Linked DNA regions of Mus musculus: region 1 is linked to region 2. Evidence: chromatin loops called from intact Hi-C (ENCODE). Cell type or tissue: heart. All regions are shown on one strand. Each heading gives the region's core, and the rest is flanking DNA. Links, peaks and the distances in the headings are about the cores only.

What was found. Hi-C counts contacts between places; a loop is a spot of excess contacts. Peaks named below come from ENCODE experiments on the same cell type or tissue, not always from the same donor. Only the 100,000 strongest peaks of a DNase experiment are listed, where the experiment ranks them.
Region 1: it touches region 2 in a loop (2.1-fold over the local background); 3 of 42 quality-filtered maps call a loop at or near these places.

What each region holds. Positions count from the first base shown.
Region 1 is chr17:53,505,022-53,520,163 of GRCm38, reverse strand. Rab5a (RAB5A, member RAS oncogene family) reads right to left here. Exons shown (of 6, transcript NM_025887.4): 6 at 12,486-13,850. The coding sequence ends at 13,735. It overlaps Pp2d1 (protein phosphatase 2C-like domain containing 1), which reads left to right. Exons shown (of 3, transcript NM_173449.3): 2 at 4,160-5,223; 3 at 11,566-12,704. The coding sequence ends at 12,332. Among named protein-coding and RNA genes, the nearest start is that of Pp2d1, 27 kb to the left of the region's middle. In heart, for the core only: a CTCF peak has its summit at 7,673 (motif pointing left); no DNase peak of the experiment used is centred there.
Region 2 is chr17:53,631,118-53,646,259 of GRCm38, reverse strand. It overlaps Kat2b (K(lysine) acetyltransferase 2B), which reads right to left. Exons shown (of 18, transcript NM_020005.4): 5 at 13,542-13,723; 6 at 7,717-7,908; 7 at 4,961-5,067; 8 at 1,524-1,646. Among named protein-coding and RNA genes, the nearest start is that of Sgo1, 51 kb to the left of the region's middle. In heart, for the core only: no CTCF peak of the experiment used is centred there; no DNase peak of the experiment used is centred there.

The DNA of each region.
Region 1 (15,142 bases), core at 4,558-12,557, 130 kb after region 2:
TTTCCCATTCTGTAGGTCATCATTTTGCTCTATTGATGATTCCTTTGCCTTACAGTAGCCTTTCAGTTTCAGGAGGTCCCATTTATTAGTTGTTGATCTTACTTAGTACCTGTGGTATTGGTGTTCTGTTCAGAAAGTTATGATTTTTTAACCAATGAGTTAAAGGCTATTTCCCAAATTCTCTTCTATCAGATTTAGTGTATCTAATTTTATGTTGAGGTTTTTGATCCACTTGAACTTGGGTTTTGGGCAGGGTGGTGAATATGGTTCTATTTGTATTATTGTGTATGCAGATACCCAGTTAGACCAACCCCATTTCTTGATGATGCTCCCCCCACAACCCCTATTTCTGGCTTATTAAAAATCAGGTGTCCATAGTGTGTGGATTTATGTGGAGGTCTTCAATTTGACTCTATTGATTAATGTGTCTGTTTTTATACCAATACCATACTGTTTTTGTTACTATAACTCTGTATTATACCTTGAAATCAGGAATGGTGATACATCCTGAAATTCTATTTCTTTTCTTTTTTTTTTTTTTTTTTAAGATTTATTTATTAAGTATATAGCATTCTGTCTGCAAGTATGCCTGTGGCCCAGAAGAGGGCACCAGATCTCAGTATAGATGTCACCATGTGGTTGCTGGGAATTGAACTCAGGACCTCTGGAAGTGCAGACAGTACTTTTAACCTCTGAGCCATATCTCCAGCCCCTCTGAAATTCTATTCTTGTTCAGGATTGTTTTAGATATCCTGGAGTATTTGTTTTTCCATATGAACTTGAGCATTGTCCTCTCAAGGTCTGTAGAGAATTGTGCTGGAATTTTGGTTGGGATTGCATTGCCTCTGTAGATTGCTTTTGGTAGGATGACCATTTTTACTCTGCTAATCCTACTGATCCAAGAGCATGGGAGATCTTTTCTTCTTCTGATATCTTCTTCAATTAATTTCTTCAAAGACTTTAAATTTTTGTCATACAAGTCTTTCTCTTGCTTGATTAGAGTGGCCCCAAGATGTTTTATATTATTTTTGGCAACTGTGAAAGATATTGTTTCTCTGATTCTTTTTCAGTACATTTGTCATTTTTATATAGGAGGGTTATTGAGTTTTCGTTTGTTTGTTTTCGTTTTTGTCAATCTTGTATCCAGCCACTTCACTAATGGTGTTTTTCAGCGTTAGGAATTCCCTGGTAGAATTTGCAGGGTTGCTAAGACGATTGATGTGGGTTTTTTTTTTTTTTTTTTTTTTTTTTTTTTTTTTTTTTGGTATATATGTATTTCTTGTCTTTGTTGGGTGGTTGATCTTTTCTTTGGCTGCTGCTGCCCACTCATGCAAGTGTGGTGCCTATGTGGTCCCTGACACAGAAATGTTTCATTGGATTGCTGTGTGATACAAAGGAATGAAGATGGGCTAGGAAAAAATGTGTATCCAAATAGGATAGGGAACCCTTGGTGAGCACTGAGTAATCCAATCCCCGGGAAATGGAAGTGGGGTGGGAAGAGGGGCTCCTGCAGGCAGATTGCAGGAAAGAAGATTTCGGGGGTTTCTCAGGGAAAGTGGCAGAGACTCTGGTGACTGCAGTGGCAAATATTGTGACTGGTAGGGCAAAAGTAATTTACTTTTGGTAATATTTTTTCTTTCCTTAACTTTGCTATTTTAAGACCCAAAACTGCTGACCTCTTGTGATTAACACCTGCTTTTTACAGTGGGGAATTAAATAAAGGATTTATTGGTTGGTAGGGCTCCTTTCTCTGGCAAGCCAGTCAGGAGCCCCTTGCTGGCCAGGCAAGAAACTCTGGAGCTTGTTAACTCTTTGTGAACCAGGAAGAAAAGAGAAGAAAAGAAAATCTTTTACATAGGCAATGCATGCATGCACACACACACATACACACACACTCACTCACTCACTCACTCATGTCAGGCCTGACCACCTGTCTCATCAACTCCATAAGTGGTTCATGCATATTACAAACATACACATACACCTACACATATATGTATTGATGAACAAACATGTATGTATGTATGTATGTATGTATGTATGTATGTATGTATATACATTTAGTGGATGGTACCAGATGCTACCACCTTTTCTCTGGCCTTTTTATATCTTCTTAGACAAAAGTTTTTTAGAAAATTACCTCATAGATAACACATTATACAAAGGGGGCAACTATAGAAGGATGTTGATAGTTAAGTTCAAAGCAGCACTTCCCCATGGCCTCACTTGATCACAGTGCCCACCTGTGGCTTCATCCTTGGATCTGACCTAGCATGGATGTTTTACCTTGATCACAAATTTGTCCCAACCCTATTTTTCTTTTTAGTGTTAATTGTGAAAGCTCATTGTATTCCTTACTATGCAGCCTTTCCTTCCTTTCCTCTATGAGGAGTGAGTACATTCTATTCTTGATTCTGACTATTACATCTTTCTGGTAAAACAGATAAAACCATCTCCTGAATACTTTTTTTTTTCCCCTAAACTGACCAAATCAGGAATTCTATAAAGCCATTCATTCATCTAAACAGCATTAGCTCATGAAAGTTCATCTTCATGTTGATCTGCAGAAAATTTGGTCAAGAAGGTAGGCTGATGCCCAGGAATCATTAAGCTGTGTAATAGGGATAGGAAAAAGTATATCAGCAGTAAGAAGTGATCCTGGGATGAAGTCTATTGGGATCTTGCCTCTCAGAGTTCACTCATCATAAGCCATGTAAAAAATGGTGGGCCATCTCCAGAAAACTTATTTGCCTTTAGCCTTTTCTGGATGGCTCCTGACAAGGAAGAGTAGTGAAAACCACCTACTTGTGTCAGCCCCAGTATGGCCACTTAGGGTCCCTAGTAGAAAGTATGTCTGTGACCTGGCAGATGATATAAATATGTTAAGTAGAAAAGAGTTAGGATGACCCTGGGTCATCACAAAGAGATGGAAGTGTGCTCAGGTAATGGCTATAGGGCAATCTGTGGGACTCCTGTAGATAGGTTTTAGGACTCTCAGAAAGTTTACATTTGGATATGTGTGTGGTAAAGTCAAGGTCTCAGTACATATCCAGAGCTGGTCTCAAGCTCTCAATTTTGTTTCAGCCTCCTGAGTACTGGGATTATAAGTGTGTTGGGCTCCCATCACTCCTGGCTTGTAGAAAATATTTTTCCTTTCTCCCTCTACTCTCTAGTCATCCATTCATTTGTAAAGACATATAATAGTTAATTACAGGCTGGAGCTATGGTTCAGAGACACTGCATTTGCCTAGCCCTGGGATCAATAATGACCAAAATGGAAAAGAAAACGTTATTATTGAGATTGAGACCTGACTAGTTTAACGGAGGTTAGTTGGTAACACTCTATGGTTTTCTTGGTTTTCTTTTTCCCAGACAGAAACTCACCATGTAGCCAAAGCCAACCTCAACCTCATTGCTACCTTGTTTTGGGCTATAAATTATATTGAAAACATTTAAAAATTACAAATGGATTTTATGTTAAAATTGTATATGAGAGTGTGTGCTGGGCTCTCTTCTATCATTTAAGCCTTAATCCTTTGAGGCAGGTCCTTGGTGGATCTGGAACTCACTTTTTTCTTTTTGGTGAGGCTGGTAGCCAGGAAGTCCCAGTCCAGCTATTTTTCTGTCTTCAGTGTCAGGAGAGATTCTGCCTCAAAGGAATAGGAGAAGCATGGTGGAAGAGGGCATCGAATGTTCTCGTTTGGCCTCTATCATCTGCACGTGCACGCACACACTTATAAAATAAAATGTTTCTTCATAGCTGGAGTAAAATATTATTTCTCTGAGTATTTGTTCAGATGTCTAGCTGAATTTGTGGACTGGGCACTTAATTTCACTTAGGCCAACATGGAACAATCAGTGATTTGTTAAGGACCTTTTTGGGGGGCTTTATAAAACTCAACTGTAGGTTTCTATAAAATCATGAATAAGACTGTGCAAAGAGAGTGTACTATTTCTTTCAGGAATCATCTTAAAATATTCTAAAATGTATTTTATGTGTATAAGTATTTTGTCTGCATGTGCACGCAGTGGTAGACAGAGGTCAGAAAAGGCCATCAGGTCTGGAATGAGTTACTGGTGTTATGAGCCTCATGTGGGTCCTATGCAAACACAACAGGTGCTCTTAACCACTGAACCACACATTTCATCTTTCTCCCAGAGTGTTTTGGAGATCAAAAGTGTGGGATGAGAAAACTTCAACATTTACTTCTGATGAGAATCTCAAGATTGGCAAAATGGTTGGCAAAAGGAGAAGGCCTAGACCAAAGCGCTCCATCGACCTGGAGGATTCCACTGAGCAGCTGATTTCTGGTGACATGGTCACATTCCCCTGCTCTGTCTGCTACCGAGAACTGAACAAAGCTAGGAATTTTCTCCATAAGAAACATCACAATGCTCTGAGTATGCTGGGTTTCCAGTGGATGGGAGGGAGGCAACCAAAGCCCAAACTGGTCAGTCTTCATAGAGAGTGTATAATCTCTAACCTTTTGAGATCTTCTACATACAATGAAAAAGTCCTTCACAATGTGAACTACGCATTTGAGTTTCTTTGGAAGAAACAAGTTCCATCATACTTCAAACTTTGTGATAAGGTTGGCGAGACTTCTACGTATTCTCCAAACAGCAACCATCTGATGATTAAAGGTATAGCCATCTGTAGCAATAATAATTCAGCCTGGAAAGCGGAGCCGAACTGTAAATTCACGGTCGTGAACGATTTTGGTGATAAGGCCAATGTGTGCTTTTTCGGTTTATTTGATAGCCATTACGGTTATGCAGCAGCAGACCTGGCATCAAAGGAGTTTCAGGTTTTACTTCTCCATCAATTGTCTATACAGGATCCTTCCTACCAAATGACAGCTGAGCAGAAGCAACTCATCAATTCCTTTGACACGGTGTTCAGGGAGGAATACAGAGCCAGAGAAGAGGCCTTCTCTTCCACATACAAAACCTTCAGAACTAGTAGACGGGAGTATGAGGATACACACAAAGCCTTTGCAAAGGCATTTTGGAGAATGGATAGGCTTCTACGGCTTGGAAGGAATGAGACTTCCCGGGTTCGCTGGAGCGGCTGCTCGGCACTCACTTGTATATTAGAGGGTGGGATTAAGAACCCACATGCTAATAAAGACTGGGAAAAAACCTATCAGCAGGGTTCCACCAGTCTTCCCTTCCAGAAGACTCCACAGATCATATCTGGAGTACTACACCTGGCAAATGCTGGTATGTATCTTCATTTGCATCCTAAATATCTGTAAATGCCTACTCATGCTGCTAAAACCACTGTTATTTAGCAATTTGCTAATGTGCAGAAATTGCACTGAACAACTAAGAAACAAACAAACAAAAATTCCAGTTTAAATAGACTGCAGACACAAAAACCAAGCAACTATTTTTATGGGTACTGGTATGAATTGTGTAATGAAACTTTTCCTGGGAAGACAAAATACACACTTCTAAGTACCCCCAGATAAGGAGCCCATGATAGACCAAAGTATGGAGACCATCAAAGTCCAATGTGGGGAACAGATGAGTTTTACTGGAGCTACTTAGCTGATTATGGAGGAGGGTTACTTACAGGGGCAGAAATAACTCTTAGACACTGTATCACTAAAGCCCATTGCCAGCATGGGTGACAGTTCACAAAGGCTGGGAACCTGGAGCACACTGCACATCCTGCAGGCCACTCAAAAGGTTGGAGAGTGTCCTTTCTGGGTGACTCTGGTCTTCCAGGCAGATAAATTAGTTTCTGCATCTTCTAGACAGCTGGTGTGGCCAGGGCCTCTTTACTTACTTTATTTATAGTATGTTTCATATTTCTCCCCCCTCCCTCTTATTCCCTCCTTCTCTGTGTGTGTAGACAGTAAGTTAAAACAATTCCAAATGACATAACAGAGATGTCGTACAGGTTAAAAACAGTAACTATGCCTAGATCCAAACAAAATGGACATAAGGAACCCACTCTTTTTGAGGGTGGAAAGTTGATTAATAACTGCTAAGACAATCTTGTATACTTTTGGGGACAGGACTCTTGTTTCCCAGGTTCGCCTCAGACTCACTGTATAGTCCAGGGGAGTTTCCTTGAACTTCTGATCATCCTGCCTTCCTTCCTATTGAGAGCTGGACTTACAGACATGTACCCTAACTCTTGGGGCTGCTAGACTGAATGCTTGCCAAGCACCCTACTAACTGCAGTGACTTTCCTAAGGAGAGACCAACGCGTGTGTAACAGATTGTTGTTTCATTCTCAGTGACCATGTGGTATTAATTTCCTAATAGAGGAACCATTTTTCCTTCAGTTTTCTGAGCTTTAAACTGGCTAAGATACTGGGCAAACTCTTCTCACAAGGCCCACTTTGTTGTTCTTACTTTCAACACGGAATTCCTCTGCCTCTCAAAACTGGGGTGTCAGCAATCAGCCCTGGCTAAGTTCTCGTCCTTATCCTTTCTAATTTATATTCTATCTGACAATTCTCCTTTATCTTTTACTTCTTTACTTCATTAAATCCTTATGGGATTAAAGTACTTACACTCATACATATACATATACAGGGTCATGTCTGCAGGGGTGGGGGTGGGGGTAGGTGGAATTGCCACAGCTTTTCAGAATGGTGTCTACAGGACACTATCCACTTAGCAATGGCTAAAAAGTGATTTCTCTACATTCCTTCATTCAGTATTGTCATTTCATTTGGTATATTTGCACTTAACCCCTGAACCAGCTTTTTAGCGCCACCCCCCCCCCCCCTTTTGAGATGGTCTTTCTAGGTAACTTAAGCTAGTTGTTATCTTAGTCAGGGTTTCTATGACTGCGAGAAATGCAAAAAGCAAGATTTAGCTTATACTTCCAGATCATAGACATTGCAAGTCAGGACATGAACTCAAACTCAGAAGGCATGGAGGGGTTCTGTTTACTGGCTTTCTTAGCCTGTTTCTTATAGTACCACTCTAGCCCAGGGATGGCACTATCTACCATGGGCTGGAGCCTTTCATTCTGATCACTAATTGAGAAAATCCTGGATCTCATAGAGGCTCCTTCCTCTCTGATGACTCTTATCAGCATCCAGTTGACACCAGAACTAGGTCAGTATAGTTAGCCTGGCAAACGCCCCCCTCCCCTGCTTTCACCGTTCTCATTCTAGAGTACTGGAATTACAGGTGTGTAATCTGGCTCAATCACTATTTTGATCATACAATGATGTTTATATATGTATTTCTATATGCATCATTTTGTATTTACGTCTTTCAGGAACTCCTACTCCTTTTGTTCTTAATTCCATTATGCTGACCTATTCATTTGGTTTGTTTCCTACCCGGAAAATTCCTTGGTTTCTACCATGTGGATGTCCTGTTGTTTTCTTTCCTTCCTTTCTTTGAGACAGGGTCTCTATTATGTATCCCTGACTGACCTGTAGCTCTGTAATCCAGACTGGCTTCAAGCTCACTGAGATCCACTTGCTTCAGTCTCCTAAGGGCTAGGAAAAAGGAATACACCACCCATACAAGGCTAGTGATGAATTTTAAGATATTATTTGCCTTGATTTTAAAGGAAATAATCAATTGGTGTGGAATTACAGACTGGCAGATTTTTCTCAGTTGTTGGAATCTGTTTCCCTGTTTGGCCTGGCTGGCATCCCTGTCTAAGCCTCTCTTGTTCAGAATGTGGCTCCTCCTTGTGGCTACTTGAAAGATTTTCTCTTTCTCAGATTTTAAGCCATTTATTTGACTGATGGATCTATTTCTCTTTAAGGCTCCTGTCTAAGATCACTCACATCATTTGTGTTAGTCCATTGGACCCTACCAGCTGCCTACAAATGCTCCTTTAATCTGTGCTTTGTTTCACTCTTCTATTTTTTTCCTTTTTTGAAGTAAATATTTTTCTAAATGCAGATGACCTGAGCTCACAAAGATCATGGTGCATGTGTGGAGACCAGACAACTTTCAGGGTTAGTTTTCTTTCTACTGGCAAGCCATCTTTTCTTTCTTTTTAACTCTAATCCAGGCTGTCCTCCTAACTTGTGGCAATCCTTCTGCCTCATTCTGAGCATCTCAACATACTGGATGTTATAAACTCCATACTGGCAAGCCATTTTCTTCCTTTTGGAGACAGGATCTCACTCTAACCCAGCCTGTCCTCCAACTTGTGGCAATCCTGCCTCATTCTGAGTACTGAGGTTACAGATACTAGCCACCATGTCAAATTTTCTTCCTTTCTCTTCCCTTCTCATCTTTCCGTTCTTCCCCCTTTCTCTCACCTTTAGTGTTTTGTTTTCCTCTCCCATTTTCTGAGATTTAGTCAGTCACTAAAGACAAGAAGCTAGAAGTTACAAAGAATTTATTCTTATGTGTTTTTGTGAGTGTAACGTATGTGCAGGTACCTGTGGAGTTTGAAGAGAGCACATTAGATCCCCCAGAGCTGTAGTTATTGGCAGTTGTGAACCACCTGACAGGTCACTAAGTGTTCTTTTTTTTTTTTTAAGATTTATTTATTTATTATATGTAAGTACACTGTAGCTGTCTTCAGACACTCCAGAAGAGGGCATCGGATCTTGTTACAGATGGTTGTGAGCCACCATGTGGTTGCTGGGATTTGAACTCCAGACCTCTGGAAGAGCAGTCGGGTGCTCTAACCCACTGAGCCATCTCACCAGCCCCCCACTAAGTGTTCTTAACCAGTGATCCATCTCTCCAGCCCATTATCATCTTCTGACTTAAGAACTTTGTTTTTTCTGCATCAACTCATCAACACGTGGAGACCCACGTTGTTTACAACATTACAGTACATTGCCCAGGATCGTGTTTGGTGAGATGGGCTAGACCCTGATCCACAGTGACTATTACTGCCCCCTTTGTTTTTTGGACACAGTGGCCTCACTCTTGCAATCCACCTGCCTTATACTACCAAGTTACTACTCCTTTTAAAAACCAGAATAGTCACATGTATCTGCCATATTACAGAAGTGTATAAAGCCAAAGTGCTTGCTTACCATCTTCCTGCTTAAGCTAGTATGTGAATTCAAGCTGTCACATAGAACATTAGAAAGTTGAGCTACTCCCCCCACATAGTTTTAAACCTATAGTAGCATTACTTACACATACATACACTTTCTCTATTTTAAGAAAGGTGCTGAACTACATCCTAATAGTTTATCCAGTTGCCACATTAAATGCAATGTGTTGCTTTGCTGGTGACATTGCTCAGTTTTCAGAATGTCTCCTAAAACCCATAAAGAAGGCATGATAGCACCTGATAGAAGGAGGACTGGGAATTTTAAGACACTGTCAACTACAAAGACAGTTCAAGGCCAGCTCAGGCTATATGAAGTTTGTCTCAAAACCAAACCGAACCGAACCGAACCGAACCAAACCAAACCAAACCTCCCCACTCAATAATTACTGACTTACCTGCTACAGATCAAAGTAAAAGATCCACAAGTTAGGATAAAAGAAGAATGAAAATAGAAATTTGTGCAGACTGCGGGAGCATAATTTGCATAGCACAGGGTCACATTTTGCAAGCAACCCAGGACCTCAATTAGCATTCATTCTATTATGTTAATGAGGCAAGACTACTGTTTATCTCACATCAGGTTAGGCTTTCTGTCAAATCATACCAGTTGGACAGACTTCAGCCTTTTAAGCCTAGATTCTTATTTGCTAAACAAATCAAAAAGTTTTTCTGAAATGAGGCAGACACAGGAAGATCTCAAGTTTAGGTCAGCATGGGCTACATATTGAAACTCTATTTCAAAATTAATCAAAAGAAAAACAAAAATAAGTTAAAAGTTGAAGAAACAGAATTGAACACATTAGCAACAAAATTCTGATTCCAAGTATAGCACTGTTAGAGGCCTAAATATTCTTTGATTGTAGACAGGGTTCACTGTGTGTAGCCTGACTGTCCTGGAACTCACAGGTCTCTGCTTCTTGAGTGCTGGCACACCACCCCCACCTGACAGAATATTCTTATTTTAAAGTGTGTGGTACACGTGCATGTATGCCACAGCATGCATGTTGAAGTCAAGGGCAGCTTTGGGGATCAGGTTCTCTCCTTCCACCATATGGGGTCTAGCTCAAACAGGTCATCAAGTGTCTCTTCACACTGAACCATCTCACTGCCCCCACCAAATTTTGCTTTTAGAACTGGCATATTAAAGTAGGAATTTTAATTTTCAGGGGCAGAGTATTCAGATACCAATGCCACCTGAGATATGCTGTGAATCACAATGCTGTACCAAAAACTACTGCTTGTTCTTAAACATATGATGATTCTAAAATCTTGGGGAAAACAAACAAAAAAAATCCAAACCCCTTCTAACAGCATCTTTTAATCTGTCTGGACCAGATTTAGACTTCAGGACATTAATGAAGCAAAATGTTGCAAATATCCCAGGTTTATCTCAACTATGGTCATACCATACTGCCATCTCTTACTGAAGACTTCAGTTAACAACTGTCAAGAGTTTAATGTGGCTGCCTATTTCCCCAACATGAATTCTTATAGAACTGTTTAATTACACATTAAGGAAACCTAGGATGGACACTTAACAGTGGAATTTTATCATCCATATCCTAAATACATTTGAGTTTTAACTTTGACCAGTAATATACATATGTATATATATATGTATACATACTTTGTTCATTTATTCATCCATTTATTATTTATTGATTGATTGTGTGTGTATATACCTGTATATGAAGGTCAGAGGACAACTTGTAGGAGACAATTCTTTTCACCATGTGAGACCCAAGAATGGAACTCAAGATTAGCAGGCCTGGTAGCAGCTGTCTTTAACTAACTTTCTTAACAGCCCCCAACAGTTTTTGTCCTTTAAGGATTTCTCATTTTTATGTGTATGTGGTCCTGTGCACACAAGTACAGAGGCCAAGGGCATCAGGTCTCCTTATACCTGAAACTACAAGCAATTGTGTGCTAACCTACATGATGTTAGTAATTGAATTCAGGTACTCTGCTAGAGGACCTCTTTATTGCTGGGTCACCTCTCAAAACCCCACCAAAGATTTTGTTGTTGTTTGTTAATTACTTGGTGCTGGGAAGATGTTTCAGTGTTTAGGAATACTTGGTGCTCCCCTAGAGAGTTCCCAACGTCCATTTGGGTGGGTCATGGCAAACTAACTTCTGCTCTAGGGAATCCAATGCTCTCTTCTGGACTCTACAGACACCCACCCTCATGTGCACATACACATAATTTAAACATTAAAAAAACCCTTTATTTGAATATTTAAAAATCTGAATAGATGTTAAAAAACAGTAAAAACCATTCTTTGAAACAGTTTCATAAAAAAATTAATTTAGAAATTATTTTTCATGACCTGTAGGTTTTTTTTTGTTTTTGTTTTGTTAAGTGTTTTAAAGTCTACTGGTTATCACTGAGATTTGAATTAGGATGTGTACAGTGTTGAGCTTACATATTCTAGAAATATTTACATGTCATACTTTGTGTTTAGCATTGAAACAGAATTAGTAAGTTGCATATGTTAATATGAACTGATGATTAATCTTTTGATCTCTTTCTCTTAAACAACAAAACACTTGTCTAGGAAACGTGCAAGCAGTCTTATGCAGAAATGGAAAAGGGTTTTGCCTGACCAAGGAACACAGTACACGAAACACCAAAGAAAGAAGAAGAGTCCTTTACAGCGAAGCAGTGATCAGTTCAGATGACCCCTATGGCCTCCTGGATGGGCACATCAAAACCACCCGGGGTCTTGGATTCCATGGAAACCTCAGACTAAAAAAGTCCATTATTCCAGCACCGCAAACAATCTCTGTCCCTATAGATGATCTATGTCAGTTTCTCATCTTAGCCACTAATGGACTTTGGCAAGTTTTGGACAAGAAGGAAGTCACTGCACTGGTAATCACCTTGTTTCATGCATATAAAGAAACCCATGTTCCTCGCCCTAAAAGCAAACCCTGGCCACCTATAGGCCTTCTTTCCCCACCAGACAGTAACATCCGAGTGCTGTTCCAGTACCAGCCTGAAAATGAAGACATTATGTCAACTGCAGATGGGACGAAAGGGCTATCTGACTCAATATATGCTGAAGCTTACACTCATCAGGGTACATTTTCTCCAAAAGTGACCCCTTATGACCCTTGTAGCACAAAAGAAAATAGCAGCTTACCCACTATAGACAGTAAGCAGGAAAATGAGAAAGAACTATGTATTAAGAATTTCTACAAAGGTGCAGCTGAGTACATTGGCTGTGAACTTGTAAGTGCTGCAATAGAAGGGGGTTCCAGAGACAGCATCACTGTTATGGTAATGTTTCTCAATGGGAGCGAGTATCACAGGCTGACATAAAAACATTCCAATGACCTAGAACAGCAAACAGTGCTACAAAGACTCCCGTGAAAACCATTCCTTAGACCGGGAAGGAAATACAAAAGCTGCAGCTTATATATCATGCGTATTATGGTGTATACTTTATGTCAAAGACAGAGAAAACTCAGTGTTGCTTTTTACATCACTTTATTCCAACCTGAGCACCTCAATATAAAACTAAACACCGGTGAACTGTTCTCCTTACTAGTTTTGAGTTACTGTAAAATGTACAAGTTCTGCTAGCAGATCAACACTTAAATAGATTAAATCATCTGACACATGGTAGATTTCATATAATGAAAATACCTAAAATAATTAGTGCAATATACTGATTAAAATAAAATGGACTTCAAAAAACAAGGCTTCAAGATTATTACTAATAACATTGTAATACTTATGTTACAATTGCAAGTACATTGTTTATTATGGTTCTAGCCATGTAAGAACAGCAAAGCCCCTTCCTTTCATAGGGGAAGAAAGAAATAATTAGCTGTTTTAGTAACTGTACATTTTGTATATGTTTAGGCAATTCTTAAATATTATAGGAAATAATAAACATATGGAGACTACAATGCAGTACTCTATTTACAGTACAGCTGAAGATCATATTTAAAATAATCAAGTTTGAATGTACATAATTGTTAGTGCACTGACTAATTATGCCCAAAGGGAAGCAGAGCCCCCTCCCTGTTCCAGACACACCTCTATGGAATAGCCAACAGTGATTAACTAGAAAGCAGATACCTGGTTTGTTTCCACTTTTTAAAAGAAGCTCATATGAAGGGACCACTATCATTAAAATGCATTTATCGGTTTCATATTCCTAAAACAGCATGGGGTTACATGTGACTTAATTTTTTCAATCAAATTTTAAGAAGTAATGGGACTGAATAAAATTAAGATGTCATCAATATTCATTCCTTCTTTCTGGAGATGCAAGACTGTTTTGTTGGGATTGCTTTATTAATATGTGAAATGTAGACTTTTTAAGAAAATCAAATTACACCATTTGCTTGGGTTTTATTGTTAAGCGTAAGTCTTCTAAAAATGTTTTCTAAAGCATACATTAGTAATTTTGAACATGTCATTCCTGACTATTATCCCAGTTTGGAGACTGGGTGGGTTAAGAGTGGGTCCATACCCACTGGAGATGAGCTGTTCCCCTGCACTTTCACATGGAACAAGTGTACACACAGTCCTCATTTTCCTTTCTACTGCTGGAGGAGCACATGCATGTTATTAAAAATTAAGTTCAAAACACTCAAAATAATTCAGAATTAGAAACTTGATTCTACCATAGTCTCTTTTTGGAAGTCACACTGGGCCGGCTAAATGCTCCCAACTCCATGGTTTTTGCCATTCAGGAAGTTCACACTGGAGCTCAGTTACTACAACACTGGCTTCTGGCTGGCTGTGCAGGCTCAGTAAGGTCTACTCCTCGTCCTCTGGCTGAGTTTGCACCAGGATTCTGTGGTTCATTCTTTGGCAGCTTTTTAGCTGAGAAATAAACAAAATAAAATTGTATTATTCATATTAAAATCACTTAGACCTGCTTCTTTATAATACTCTCCCTGTTGGGTTATTTCCAAAGTTTTATGTGACTGTTGGCTCTTTTCAAAGGTTTATTACTTACTAAATGCCAAAAAGCAAAACAAAGCACCAAACAACCCACAAAAATAAAAATACTCTTCCCCAAACAATAATCCCCACTCTTTGCTGTATTAAAAGCGTTTAATCTCTTAGTATTTTCGAAGTAGTAGGTAGAGGCCAATTGTAGATATACCATTTAAACTTAAATTTAACTAGGACTACAGATAATTCTTATATCAATTCCCTTAGAAATCACAGTTTTCTTATGTCGTATTGGGTCCTGTGCACACTAGGGAAGTCTAGTACCACTTAGCTACACTTAGCCTTTTTTTTGTTTTTTTTTTTTTAAAAAAGATTTATTTATTGTTGTAAGTACACTCAGTTTTCAGACACACCAGAAGAGGGCAACGGATCTCACTGTCGATGGTTGTGAACCACCATGTGGTTGCTGGGATTTTAACTCAGGACCTTCAGAAGAGCAGTCAGTGCTCTTATTCGCTGAGCCATCCATCTCTCCTGCCCCAATTAGCGTGTTTTATAATCATTAACTGTCTATTATATACAAGCTGCTGGACATGGTGCGGCATGACTGTAATTACCATGATTCAGTACAGAGAAGGAGTTGGAACAATCATTTGAGTCCAGGAAGTTAATTAAAACTAGCCCGAGTAGCATATCAAGATTTCCATTTTGAAAAACAAAACCAAGCAAGACACACATAAAATCCAAGCCAATAGACCATGGCCAGCTACAAAATTTATAAAGAAGCTCACATTACAGCAACATTCTCTGGGCTATCACAAATAATTCTAAGTCAAGTCAGGATGTGAACAAATTCTATTGACAGAATAATCAACCCAACCAAACTTGTCCTTTATTGTGTAATCCAATCAATTACACGACTTATAACATCTTTTCCTTCTTGGGCTATGACAAACCCTGATTTGATCTACAAATACCAATACTTAATACACATGAACAGCTTTGTGGATTATAAATTGCTATATTATATATTGCTAGAATACTGGTTATGTGGAATATGCTCCCCACTAAAGTTCACCTGCTAGACACATGGCTTTATCCTGAGGACTAAGCAGCAATACGACCAAGAGTGGTGTTTTATGTCCAATGCCGACCTGAATCCTGGACCTTACATACACATTACACAAGTTAACTATCACTAAGCCATATACCTCCAT
Region 2 (15,142 bases), core at 4,316-12,315:
CCACACCCACCTTGTTATGACCTTTTCTCCTTTCCATACTCACATTTGATTTTTCTGGCTTTCTTTTCCTTTTACTATTATTACCTGCATCTATTTTTTTAATCTGGTGCAAGCATTGTGTGTTCACTCATGTGTGCACACATCTGTGTGTTTGTGTGTGTATATGTGTGTGCACACATGTATTGTTGAGGCTAGAACCCAGAGCTTTATACGTTCCAGGCAAGCACTCCACCATTGAGCTACATCCCCAATCCAATAACTGAATAAAAATACGAATAGTAATTTGAAAGCAGGCATGGTACCGCATGCCTTTAATCCTAACACTGACAAAGTAGGTAGATCTCTGTGAGTTTGAGGGCAGCCTGGTCTGTATAGCAATTTCTAGGACAGCAGCACTACACAGAAATACCTGAGGGGTTGTTCACTTAAAAAAAGAAGAAAATAGTAACTTTTCAATGTCCAAATGCAATTTGTTCCTCAAATATGAAGCTCATTAACACACTTTCACACTGTACTCACTAACTTTAAAAAAAAAAAAACAGAATACTACAAAGTACATCATCTATAAGAAAGGCTTCATAGATGGCTTTCCTTCCAATTGTACCAATTCTATGAAGGTTGGTTTTGAAGATAAGCATAGATTATCTTAAGATTTTTTTTGGCCAAGAAGTCATCATGTTCCATGATTTGCATGTAACTTTGAAATCTTTCCCACAGGACTTGCCAGCAGCATCCCTTCATTTCTCCCCTGCTGCGATGCGACTCCAAGTGGAACCATGTGATTTGGGGTACCAGAAAAAGGCAGTCTTCACCTCAAGACACTGATTATTTCTTTTGTTTTGAGAAAGAAAATGGATTTACTTAGTGCACTGCAAGGGTTTCTGGCTAGAAACAGTTTCCTATAGACAACACTGCATATCTCAGAATGACCTATGGTGATGCTACTGTCTCAAGAACATGTGTACAGGACAACATCCCCAGAGAAGGAGATACACATGAAAGAAAGCTGCTTCCCCTTTAAATGCTTTAGCCAAGCCACAGAGTTTTGAGTAAGCCCAGGCAAAAGTGAATGAGACTAGCAGAAATTTGACCACCACCAAAGGATATATCTCATGGGTGCTGTAAGTTTTTATAGTTATGGGCTGGGGAGATGGCTCAGTGGTTAAGAGCACCAATTGCTTTTCTGGAGGTTCTGAGTTCAAGTCCCAGCAACCACATGATGGCTCAAAACCACTTATAATGAGATCCGATGCCCTCTTCTGGTGTGCCTGAAGAGAGCAACGGTGTACTCACATAGAATAAATAAGTCTTAAAAAAAAAGTTTTTTATAGTTATAGTTCCGTGCTGCTGGCTTGTTTGTTACACAGCAGTACACTCCCAAAGTCTAATGCAAAGAGACATCCGAACATTAATGTTGTGGGGAAACACAACTGGTAGTGGGTTTAAATCTAGCTGAGGGGCTCTGCCACTGACTGAGCTCCCAGTGTGCGCTGCAGTGCTCTCTTACTCCCTTGGTAGCTTACCCGGGTTTGCTTCAAGCCCAGAAGAGCCTCTGCATCCAGGACTTGTTCTCCCTCCATTGATCTGCTCATGGGAAGTGGAATTTGAACTGAACAATGCTGTCCCAGTAACAGGAGGACTGATTACTGCCCCAAGAGAAAAAAAAAAGGAGAGAATGTTAGGTGGCTCTTTTCTTTGACAACAAGACTCAAGGACATGTGAGACCATAAAGCCATCCTATGACTGCCTAACACCATAAACACCATGCTAAAAAAAAAACTGCAGAGCACCAAGATGCTAGACAGTCATGGAGTATAACTCACTGAACAGAGGAATGGTGTAGCCAAGTTCAAACTGATAAAATAGTGAACAAACAAGACAGTGAAGATTTTTTTCATGAAGACATATGCCACGAAGTCAATAAGGAAAGATGTTTGCGCTTTTAAAAAAAAGCCATCATGGTAGCCATCCTGATGAAACCAGGTAAAGGAAGACTGGACGTGGAGGCTGAACTTCATGAGCAGAATTGCCAAGGGTGGGGTTTGGACAAAGCCTAAAAGTTCTTCCCAGGATGAATTTTCCCTGAAGCGAAGAAAGTCAAAGGACTCCACATTAACAAGTAAGCAGGCCTCCTACCAATATTAGTAGACTAGCCTTATCCACAGCCTCTAGGGGTGCTTAATAGTCTAGAGATTATTAAAATGCTGTCTTACCAAGAAAAGAGGCCAAAAAAAAAAATGATAGGCAGTCTATCCATTAGATAATATTGCACCCAGATACACTTACTGACTTTAACAAGAACACCATTCTCATGTAAGAGAATGTCCTTTGCTCTGAGAGGAGTTGATAAGTGGGAATATTTATAATTGTGAACTGATTTCTGAGAAAATACATAATAGGCTAGGTGTGGTACTTTGAGTGACAAATGTTCTTTCTCTGTGGGCTCTTTTATATTTGGTCCAAGGCTGGAGGTGTTGTCTGCAAAGGTTATTTAACACTGACCTGCAGCTTTGCGGAAGAAGGTACGTCACTAAAGGCAGGCTTGAAGGTTTACAGCCTCACCCTACTCCCTTCCTGCCTTCTCTGCTTCCCATGAGAAGGAAACGTGATTAGCAACCTTCCTGCTCCTGCCACCAGCTCCCATACTTTTCCTGCAACCATGGACTATTGCCCTCAGAAGAGCAAGCCAAAATAAACCTTTCCTCTGAGTTGTTCTTGGACATGGTGTTTCATCACAGCAACAAAAATGATGTTGAAATAGCAGTATGAGGAGGAGTGTGTGTGTGTTTGTGTGTGTATGAGTGTGTGTGTCCGCTGCCTCAACACACACACACAGTGAATGGGAAGGGGTGGATAGGAAGGGAGCAATTCTTATTTAATATCAAGTGTGTCATTTCCTAAGACTCCAATGCTCTGTTAAGCTTATAACTGCTTTGTTTGTCTGAGTTTTTATTTCCAAATAAATTGCATTGGTGTTTTTCACTGTAGGATGTTGCTTTTGTTGGGTGTGGCACTGATTTGTAGCTGAAGAGGTGAGAGATGGTAAGTAGTGAGCACTCTCAGGAACACTTCCACATGGGTAGCCAACGAGGTCATTCACTGACATTTCTCACTGAATAGTGGTTCACTCTGCAGATGTTCCCAGCAGCCAAGTCACGGGATTCAATATGCAACCCAGGTGACAATAAGCCAGCAACCCCTGATGCTTCTAACTGTAGGCAACTGAATCACAAGAAAAATGGGTACAGTGGCACCTGCAGCTCCAGGTACTTGACAGGAAATTGCTTCAGCCCAAGACTTGAAGGCTAGTCTGAGCGACATCGAGTAATTTTGCCCTCTGCACCTCTAAAAGAAGGCTCAGAATGTGCTAAAAAGCAAAGCTGGCACACAGGCTCCGAGCATACAGGGTTCTGAATCTCGAAGTATGTGAACAGAAGCAGCTCTGGAGATCCAGAAGACACGGGAATAGCTGACAGAACTTCAAAGTCATTATTATGACAGCCATTTATCACTGTGGCACGGGTGTGCAGACAGGGCAATTTAGGTGATTACATTCTACTTTCCCAGCAAAGAACACATTGTAATTACAGTAGAACAGGAGATGACAGCTCACTCCTGACTGGCATCGAGTAATACCAGAATGAATGGCCTGACTTAAGGGTACAAGCTTAGCCACAGAGACAACCTCTGCCATAGCCAGCCTGTGCCATGGCAGTGACCTAACCCGAAGGTAGGCAAAAAAGGAGGAGTCTGATCAGGCAAAGGTCACAATGAGTTTTTACACGCAGGAAGAGATTTTCCAGAGACCTTTCATCAAAGAACTAAGCAACAATGTCACCTCAAACAGCGCATGTATGTCAAAACTCCTAGTGCATTATAAAGATGGACTTAACACTGCTAAAGATGATAGCAAAAACAATCTGGCCCCGTTGAGAAGTACTTTGCATACTGAAAGCAGAATCGCCTTCTCTCGCTCACAACCCCACCATCTTTTAGAAAATAGATGTCCCAGGTGAAGAAGCCAGACTGAGGCTTGATTCCTGGACATATCTTGCCAACAACTGTTACTGCAGTTTGAGTATGAAATGTCCCCCATAGGCTCATAGAATTAAACAATCGGTTCCTGGCTGGTAGTGCAATTTTTGGTGGTTATAAATTCATTACCAAGTGAACGCTTGCTGAAGGCAGTACACTCACTGAGGGATGGCTTTGAGGTTTTATGCCCTCACCCCAGTTTTCTGTCTCTCAATTTTCTGTGTAAGGATGAAATGTGATAGACAGCTTCCTCTGCCTGCTGTCATGATTTCCCAGTCATGACAGACTGTTCCTCTAGAATTACAAGCCAAAATACACCTCCACAAAGCCCTTTATCACCTAGATTGCTTTTTTTTTTTAAAGATTTATTTATTTATTATATGTAAGTACACTGTAGCTGTCTTTAGACACTCCAGAAAAGGGCGTCAGATCTTGTTACAGATGGTTGTGAGCCACCATGTGGTTGCTGGGATTTGAACTCCGGACCTTCGGAAGAGCAGTCGGGTGCTCTTACCCACTGAGCCATCTCACCAGCCCTAGATTGCTTTTTTATCAGAGAATTTTATTATAGCAACAGAAAAGAAAATAAATACAATTGCATTAGCATCTTCAAAAGGTCACTATCTCCTGACAGAGCTGAGCTGCCTGACATTTGATCCTCCATTAATCCGACTATGAAAACTAAGACTTCCTGTGTTTAACGTGGTTTCAACTGTTTGGTTTGTGCTTGCACTGCTCATCAACAAAACACAGTTGAAGAATTTGAGTTAGTATTTACTTGTTCTTCATTAACAGTGATGCAGATACCAGACTTACAGGCTCTAGACATCTATTTCCTTATGACAAACAAATAAACGCAACACTACAACTAACACCCTGGCTTGAGCTTCCTGGTTGCTTTCCAATTTATATAAAAGGGATGTACCTGTTTGGATTCCTAGCGGGCTGGTTCTGGAAGAGGCTGAGAGAAAATCCTGATCCCAGATAGGAGAATTTTGACTATACACTTCTTCTTCCAACATGGACAGAAACCTAGGCACAGAAAATAACAAGAATGAGCTTCTAAAATTTATAAATATTCCTCAAGGCTCAAAAACCATCTTGGAAGAGGGAACAAAAAGACTATAAGATGTCAGGAAAGACTGCAATACAATGTCCTCAGGACATAAGAACCACTACACGCAGTAACTCACAGCATCTGCGGATGCCTGTACAAGACATATGCAAGATCAGGCAGGTCAACAATCCAAGTTGGAGTGGGAGTAGGCTCAAAAGATGGCTTCTGGGTAGGAAAGTCAGTTTTAAGGGTCTGGATTCTGGTAGGTCAACCATGTTCCATTGGATATCCCCACAATAAGAAGTATAGGGGCAGTACAAATTGGACTTGATGGGTCATTTAAAAATAAAAGAGAAGCCAGGCAGTGGTGGTGCACGCCTTTAATCCCAGCACTTGGGAGGCAGAGGCAGGCGGATTTCTGAGTTCGAGGCCAGCCTGGTCTACAGAGTGAGTTCCAGGACAGCCAGGGCTACACAGCGAAACCCTGTCTCGAAAAACCAAAAAAGGAAAAAAAGAAAAGAGGAGACAAAGGGTGGATCTGGGAGGAGTGTGTGGAGATGAAAATGATCAAAATATATGAAATTAACAAAGAGTTAATAACAGTATTTTTAATTAAAAATAGGGGCAGGAAAAAATGGCTGAGTGATCTAGAACAACATTGGCAGCATTTCCACAGGAACCAGGTTCAATTCCCAGCCCCCACATGGTAGCTCACAAACATCTGAAACTTCAGTTGCAGTGATGTGTCCTCTTCAGGCTTCTATGGACACCACACATGCACGTGGTGCACAGATACACACTCAGGCAAATCACCCACACAAATAAAATAAAAACTTTCTACATAAATAAATAAAATATACCATTACTTTACTACCAGAGCATCAGTCACCTGTAGCAACCTTCACCAAGCAACAGGGTTCCCACTTCAGTTAGAAAATGCATTAGAATTATGATGCCAGAGATGGATTCAGATGGACATTCCTGTGTATTCAAGTACAGATTGTGTCTCTATAAACATCTCCTTTACCCCTGAGTAGCTTGGTAGGGCACTGGCTAGAGTACTAAGCAGATGATGTATACTTGGTGAGATGCACAGCAGATTCCAGCTGTCTATGTGGAAGTCATTGGCGTAGAAACCACCACCAATGTCACTGTGTACTGACTAGGCCCTTACACCCATGCCTGTCCTGCTCCTGGAGCTTCTGGAACTCCACACTGACTCGCCTCACTACTGCTGTGATTAGGTATCCCCTATTACACAGCTCTCATTACTTGACAGTGTGGTGAGGGATTGATGCCCTTAGTTGAGCCTCCTAAGGCCACTGTGAAATAGAATCCACTGCACCATGGAAACATGCAAAGTGCAGAGGGATGGAACAAGCATTCCATATTCCCATGACTACTAAAGAGCAGGGTCTGAACTGAGACCAGTGGGGATCTGCTGTATGGACTTCACAACACACTAAGGCAACCAACCGCATCTCAACAGCAACTGGAGGCCAGCAACAGGAAATAGCCCGATGCCACCACAGAGTACCTTTTTCCCCACTTCAATACTGAGAGAAGAAAGAGAAATATGGAAAGTGCAGAAACAAAGAAAAGAGGGTGGGTGAGAAATTAACCAATGGGGTTGGAAAAAGAGAGAAAGAAAAACAAGGAAGGAATCTTGTAACAATTCAGAGAGTAGTGGAAAGGCACTTGTTAGAACCAGTACAAGAAACCAGACCTACTGGCACCAGTCTGGAATCCCAGGTACTCAGGAGGCTGAGGCAGAAAGATCACCACTTCAAGATCAGTCTGGGCAATTCAGAAAGGGACTACAAAAAAAAAAAAAAAAAACAAAAACAAAAAAGGAAAACAAACATACAAAACATACAGGCCTTTAATCCCAGCACTTGGGAGGCAGATCTCTGTGAGTTTGAGGCCAGTCTAGCCTACCGAGTGAGTTCCAGGACAGTCAGGGCTGTTACATTGAGAGACCCTGTCTTTAAAAAAAAAAAAAAAAAAGCTCTAAATTCAATTCCAGTGTCAGTACCACAAAAATTAATAATGGCTGGGTACACACATTTGATCACAACACTCAGGATTTTGATATTCTCATTTCTATGGTCCATCACCAGGTTTTCTATATGTAAATGCTTGTCCTTTCTCACATGCCCAAAAGATGAAGGTCAGGCAGCTCTCATAGCCTAAAGGCAACCCTAAGAGATGAATGGGTATTGTCTTGATGCTGCTTGGTTCAGATTAGAGTATGGCTTTTGTATAATAAAGAGCTGATGGCTTCCCCTCAGAGAAGCAGGATGGAAGAAGGACACTCAAAGAGAAGGTAGAGGCAGGGCATGAAGGAATTGAAAGAACTGTAAGTAGGAAGTGAGAAGCATGGGAAGAGACTGGATGGCAGAGAAGTTAGGATAAATTTAGACGACCTAGCTGAGAGACTGTCCCACCAAAGGCCAACAGCTTTAAATTATTAGAAGTTTCTGTGTCTTATTTAACCACAGGAGTCCGTGAAAGCACTGATATACTCGGATGTTCATGATTTTGGTACTTAAGCAGGCTTTGGCCTATTCTCCACATCCTCAGGCCCTGGGATGAAGCAAAATCCCATAAGCACCACCCCTTACTTTGGGAAATGTGTGAGGATAAGCGTGCGTTTCTCAAGAGGCAGTTTGTCTTTTTCCTGTCTGGCTTGTTCCAAGAGCTGTCGTCTCATGATGGTGAAGACCGAGCGAAGCAATGTTCTCCCAAACACCTTTGTGGTTTCGTACCGAGGTAAGCTGTCACAGAACTGCGGTACATTGCAGTAGCACAACCACCTGCAAGAAGGAGACAAGTTCCATCAGTAAGCCAACAAGTCCCAGCCACCCAAAACATCCAATCACAAAGAAGCCATCAAGTCCCAGCCATCCAAACATCCTATCACAAAGACCTTCTAGACAATGAAGCTCAGTGGAAGAAACGAGACCTTCAATACCAGCCAGCAAGATCAACCAGCAAGATTACTAGCAAGAAGTGAGTGCAGGATAAGAGCAGCTGGTAGACCTGTTGGCCTCTTCCTATTCTGTTGTGCAGGGAGCCTGGAATCCAATACTGCTATGCCACTTGACTAACTACATGGATATACTACACTGTTCAGTGCCCACCTTCTTGCCTATAAAACAGAGACAAGTCACAACTACTTCACTGGACTCTAGAGAATGAGATAGCACGAGTAAGGTACAGAGTATAATTTGAGCTTATGCTGAAAGTATAGGCAGGAGCAATGTCCAATAATCCCAGCACTGTAGACGCTAAAGTGGAAGAGTACTGAGGACTGAGCCCAACATCCCTGCATGCCAGCACAGAAGTTCCTGAGGACCAAGGAGGAGAATTTATACTTAACACATTGAACACCAAGGAAATATGGCTGCCTGCATGGGTTGCTGAATCGTGGGAAGCCAAAATGTGGCATAATCAGATGTACTGTAAGGTATAATCCTGTCACTGTCCATGTAAGGTCAGATTCAAATAGAGCACCTCAATTAGAAGACCTACTAATCTGAAACAGCCTATTTTTAAAGACTGATAGTAAGCAGCTGAAAAATGTGTATACCACATCTCACTGGCCTAAAGGACCTTGTCTAATCAGAGACTTGGAAAAATTTCTTTCTTTAAGTTATTTGGTAGGTGTAGATATTTAGATAGTCTGAAGTACTTAAAACTAAAAAAAAAAAAAAAAAAAAAATTTAAAGTATGTATATAAAGTGGGTTTGGGATGTAGCTCAGAGGCAGAAAGCTCACTTAGCATGAGCAAGGTCCTAGATTTGAGCCCAGAACTGAAAATAAATAAATAAATAAATAAATAAATAAATAAATAAATAAATAAGCAAGCTATATAAGTGAGAAACAAAAAGGAAAGGCAACAGAGGCATTTCCTTATGTGGCGTCACTTAAGGGGAAAAATCACTTGCTGCCAACATTTCACGCACACACCATAAATAAAATGTAATAAAACCTAATAAAATACCTATAGGCATGATGGCATATCCCTGTGATTGCAGTATTCAGGTGGCCAAGAGAGAAGGATCATGTAAGTTTGTGGCCGGTCTGGGCTAGCTACATATTAATACTGTGTTCCTCTCAAATACATGCAAGCACACACGCATGCACGTGCACACACACACACACACACATACACACACACACACACACACACACACACTTTTCTTCTTTTTTATGATACATAGAATGAACAAATGAATGAATGAACTGCCTAGATGACACTCTCTTACTGCCGAAGCTGTGGGGGGAAGATAAAGAGCTTTAAGACTGTTCAAACCCCAGTCAGGCGCAGGAAGTAAGAAGCTTTGACCATCTGTCACCTAGGTATACTCTGCAGCCTCAAAGTCAAGGCTGCTTTCAGCACTGTGGGATAGAAGAGAAACCCAGTTTGCTTGACCTGACCAGAGGTCTGCAGCGAGCTGACCATCGGGGCCATCTAATTTAGAAAACTTCCTTCAACGCTAGTGCTTGAAAATGAAAAGATTCAGAAACCGTCCCTTGGATTTCCAGTCTACAGATGTGGTGGACTCTACTACTTCCAGAGACAGCAGTAAGCAGAGATCATGGGATTCCCAGAGTGTAGCAGTAAGTATGGGAGACGCCATGGGAATGTGTCATTGCACAAACCCCCCTCTTCCAGGCCAGGGCTGCTATCCAAAACAATAAAAATAAAAAATAAAAACCTTCCTCCATCCAATGAGGACGCTAACAGGTAAGGTGAAGCAAGGGCAGGAATGAATGGCGTGCTGCTGTACACCTAGGGGGCCTCAGTCTGTATCTGACCCCAAACGATCCTATGTAGGGGGCAATGGAGCTGTGCTGTGTCTCTTAGCAGGAAGACTTTCATGATCATACACACCCATAATTCTCCTTACATGGTAGGCCAAGGCAGGAGAATGGTAGGTTCAACACCAATCTGAACTATCCAGGGAAGGGGAAGAGAGGGAGGGAAAGAAAGAAGATGGGTAGACGAGAAGGAAAAAGCTTTTTGCTTGCGTCCCACCCTACCCCCATATTTTGAGACAGCTTTACTCTGTAGTGTAGCCTGGCTTTGAACTCATGGCAAAACTGCTACCTCAGACCCCTAAGCACCGGGGTTACAAGCATGAGTCACTCCTTGGGGAGAAGCGAGTTGGTGTTATTATGTCTGCCTTGATCCACAACCTTTTCTTCTTTTTAAATTTTAGTCTATGTATGTTATAGCGTTTTGTCTGTATTTATGTATATGCACCATGTGTGCCTAGTGCCTGAGGAGGAACACAGTGTTGGATCCCTTGGAACTGGAGTTACACACAGGTGGTTATGAGCCACCTAATATGAGTGCTGGGAACCAAACACCAGTCCCCTGCAAGAGCAGTGTGTGCAGTAAATCACTGAGCAATCTTCCCAGATTCATAGTCTTAAAACACTACACTACTTCTGTTTTCCTCTCTCAGCTCACTCCTCTCTATAGATGGATGATAGATAGATAGATAGATAGATAGATAGATAGATAGATAGGTAGGTAGGTAGGTAGGTAGGTAGGTAGGTAGGTAGGTAGATAGATAGATAGATAGATAGATAGACAGACAGACAGACAGACAGACAGACAGACAGACAGACAGACATATATGGATATATACATACATATATACATATTCATACAGTGTAGGTACTATTTTGCACATGTGGCCCCTATCTGGGCTTCACATCTGTATCTAAGCAGTGCTAGCTTGTGTCTAAAATGCATTATAGGTATCTGACAATCAAGAAACTGGCATTTCTGCTATAAAAATTATGGTTTATGAATATCATAATAAAAGATTTAATTATCTGGTTGGTTGGCTGGTTGGTTGGTTGGTTTTGAGATAGGGTCTCTTTTCGTAGCCCTGGCTGGCCTGGAACTAGCTGTGTAGAGCAGGCTAGCCTCAAACACCAAGATCCATGAACTACCACAACTGACTAAACAATAATGTAAAACTTAAAACACCTTTTCTTTTACTCATAAGAGTGCCAAGCAATTCTGTTAAATCCGTTTCATTTATTTTGTATTTTGAGGTGGGGTCTCCTGTAGCTGTCTGGCCTTGCAGTCCTGACCCTCCTGGGATCACATCCCTGGGACTAAGATTATAGACATGTGCCATCTCAGGTTGCTTTTTACTTTTTTCAATAAATAAAGCTTCAGACCTTTATTCACCACAGAGAATCCCACTTGCCTCATTTTTACGTTAATAGTGTTCTGTAAGTATGGTCTGTTTGTTGTTTTATTTTTTTTTCCCCAATTGTCCTCAACTTTGCTGGGTTCTTCTCCCTGTTTCCTTTCATCAAAGGGCATGATGGAGGACGCTGAGGTGAATGCATCTACCTTCATTCCCTCCTATTATAAACAGAGTCTCTTGGTCTAGAAATGAACAGGTCCCAGGACATACAGGGACATATCCACTGTCTCTGGGCAGGTTTCTCTTCTCATGGTTAGCTCCACCTTTTTGGTCCAGGGGGGAAGCTGAGCACCAAAGGACTCTTCTCCTGTTTCTATCATATACTATGACAGCTTCAAAAGTCTCACTCAAATACCAACACTCTCGTTCAACTGTCCATTAGTCTTGACAACCCTACATTGGCAGACTGTGTTCTAGATAGCACTGGTGGGGGAGGCAGGTGAAAACAAAACCCAAAATCTTCCCTGTAACTGGTTTATGCCAGACAGCAGTGCAAACTTCTCAGAGGATACAACTCCACAGAGCAAGAAGCTGAGAGTAAGGAAAGAGAAGGCTGCTCTACAGCTCACACAGATAGAGGAAGGTGGGACCAGAGACAAGCCCTGAGCCCACTGAGAGCCCAATTTCTGGTTTTGCCACTCTCTAAGTATCTATTATGTGCCAACCATTTCTTGATAGTTCCGAAGTGCCTCCCTCTACTAATTATTTGGGTTTGGTTTGGTTTGGTTGGTTGGTTGGTTTGGGTTGGGTTTTTTGTTTGTTTGTTTGTTTTTTGTTTTTTGTTTTTTGTTTTTTGGTTTTTGGTTTTTTTTTTGCAGACAGTGTTTCTCTGTATAGTTCTGGCTGTCCGGAAACTCATTCAGGCTGCCCCCCAACTCAGAGATCTGCCTCTCAAGTGCTTTGATTAAAGGCATACACCACCACACCCAGCTTCACTTTGTTTTCTAAAATTTGGCAATATCGCTCGTGTTTCTTTAACATTTAATTCTCTTTCTTCTCCTTCCATTCTACCTCAAACCTCCAAACCCCCTCTTAAAGACTGTGGCCTGAAACTCACAATCATCCTGCCTCCACTTTTAGCATCTTCAGAGCACAGGTATGCACACACCTCTTTTTTTAATTATTCACCTTCCTTTCTTTCCTTCTTTCCTTCTTTCCTTCTTTCCTTCTTTCCTTCTTTCCTTCTTTCCTTCTTTCCTTCTTTCCTTCTTTCCTTCTTTCTTCCTTCCTTCCTTCCTTCCTTCCTTCCTTTCTTTCTTTCTTTCTTTCTTTCTTTCTCTTTTGTCCCTTTTTTTCTTGATGAAACAATAATTTTCTCCAGTAAGAGCTACAAGCACAGGATTGGTGGTACACACCTGTAATCTCAGAATTCACCTGGGCTATATAGTGAGTTCAAGGATACCCGGGCTACATGCACCCTCTCTCAAACAAGTCCATACATGGTATGAATATCATGGAAAGAGATAAAATTTCTTCCCACAGCTACTTAACTGAAGATGAATGTAAGCCTTTATATTTTGGAAAATGAACATGCAGAATTGTTTTCTAATTTATCCTTCATGTCAATATACTATATGATATTGTAATCATTAAAATTAAAACCAAAAAGTTAAATGAAAAAATATAAGCCATGTTCTAACATTTTTTTCTTTGTGACAGTGTCTTATTATATAGCATTGGTTGAGCATATAATATGGAACTCACTAAAGTAGACTAAGCTGGTCTTTTCAGAGATCTGCTTGCTTCTGCCTCTCAAATGTTGGATTTAAAGGCATGTGTCTTGGCTCCTGTAGATGTTGTAAATCACATAGTAGCCACATTGAAGAAATAAAAACTAGAAGTTAAATTAACCCTATTTAATTTAATTTATCTAAAATATCATCAGGGCTAGTAAGATGGCTCAGTGGATAATGGTTCTTGCCACCAAACCTGAGGACTGGGTAACATTTCTCTGTATCACATGGTAGAGAGAGCCGATCCCTACAAGCCTGTTTCTACAACCCCCACATACATGGCAGGGCAGAGAGACAAATAAATATAAATACATTATTAATTAATTAATTAATTAATTAAAACTAGAACTTGAAACTAAACTGCATAGGCATGCTGTCTGAGTGAATGGAGTCACTGAGCAGAGCAGAAGTGAATAGTAATTTCATGCCTTGAAAGGTTCTCTTTGGAGCCAGGCTGCAGGATTCGAACTCAGTTACCTTGTGTAGTTTTCCTTGTATCCAGAGATGTCATCATTGGGAGACCGTAGTCTCCGCTGAGATGGAGCCTCCAGATGCCAGTAGTTGATGCGGTTCAGAAACATCTTGGCCAGCTCGATCGTTGTCTGCCTCTCTTTCGATGGCAAGTGACTAAACTTGTACTGCACGAAGTTGTTCACACCCTGAAAAGATGGAAATGCAGCATGTTAATGAAGCTAGATAACCATATTAACTCAGAATACAGCCAGTTACCTCAGTGGTTATTAGAAAAAAAAAAAAAGATAATTTCTCAATAGAGAAAAAAAAGTTTTCCCTTTGCTTAAAAAGAACCACTACTACCATGGGAAATCTCCCTTCTGGTCACAGTGGAAGAAGTTACAAAATAAAAAAAATCAGAATTATCATTTTGCCCCCACTTCAATCTGAAGCATCAAAGAGCAAATCCCGGACAAACATGGGAAGGGGTAAAAAAACCCTTAAATAAATGAGGTTCTGGGATAATTGTTTCTGTCTGTGAATTTTTTAAAAGTTCACTACCTCATCTTGAACTAACCGCCAAAATATGTACTTTTCCGAGAGAGTTATAGGTTGATTTAAATTTTCTATAAAATATTCCCATCTCATCACATAAAAGATCAAGAAGTCTTCCTAGTTTAGAATCAATAGGAAACATATTCTCAGCCAGGCAGTGGTGGCGCACAGCTTTAATGTCAGCACTTGGAAGGCAGAGACAGATGGATCTCTGAATTTGAGGCCAGCCTGGTCTGCACAGTGAGTTCCAAGATAGCCAGAGCTATACAGAGAAACCCTGTCTCAATAAACCAAAGATGAAGAGGAGGAGGAGGAAAAAAATTATTCTTACAAAAAGTCATGTATTTGTAACAACGCTGGTATCATATTGTGATGGTTAGCGCTGTCAACTTGACCTACAGTCATCACCTGGGAAAACAGTCTTAGAGAGTTGGGCATGGCTTCAGAGAATGGTCTTAATCCAGTTTATTGATGTGGGATGAGCCAGCCCACTGTGGGTAGCACCATTCCCTATGACTGAGGTTCTGATCTGCTTAAGCATAAGTAAACAAAACTGAACACAGCAAGCCTAAATGAATTCACTGCTTTCTGCTCTTGACTGTGAATGTGATATGATAAGCTTCCTGGAGTTCCTGCCACTGTGACTTCCTGTTATGAAGAACTGCAATCTGGATTGTAAACTGAAGAAACATCTTTCTCAGAAACTGTTCTTTCTTTTTTTTTTTTTTAATGAGGTATTTTTATCACAACAACAGAAATCAGGTATTTTATCACAACAACTGAAATCAGGTACTTCACAGCAACAGAAACATCACTAGAATTAGAATTAACTCCCACCTCCACCCCCACCAAGTTACAATGTTTACCACATCTTTAATGAACTCCCTCTCCTCAATAGGCTTTTTCAGACAGTGCCAAATAAAAAAACAAAGCCAAATAACCCCATTAAAAAATGGGGCTCAGAACTGAACAAAGAATTCTCACCTGAGGAATACCGAATGGTAGAGAAGCACCTGAAAAAATGTTCAACATCCTTAATCATCAGGGAAATGCAAATCAAAACAACCCTG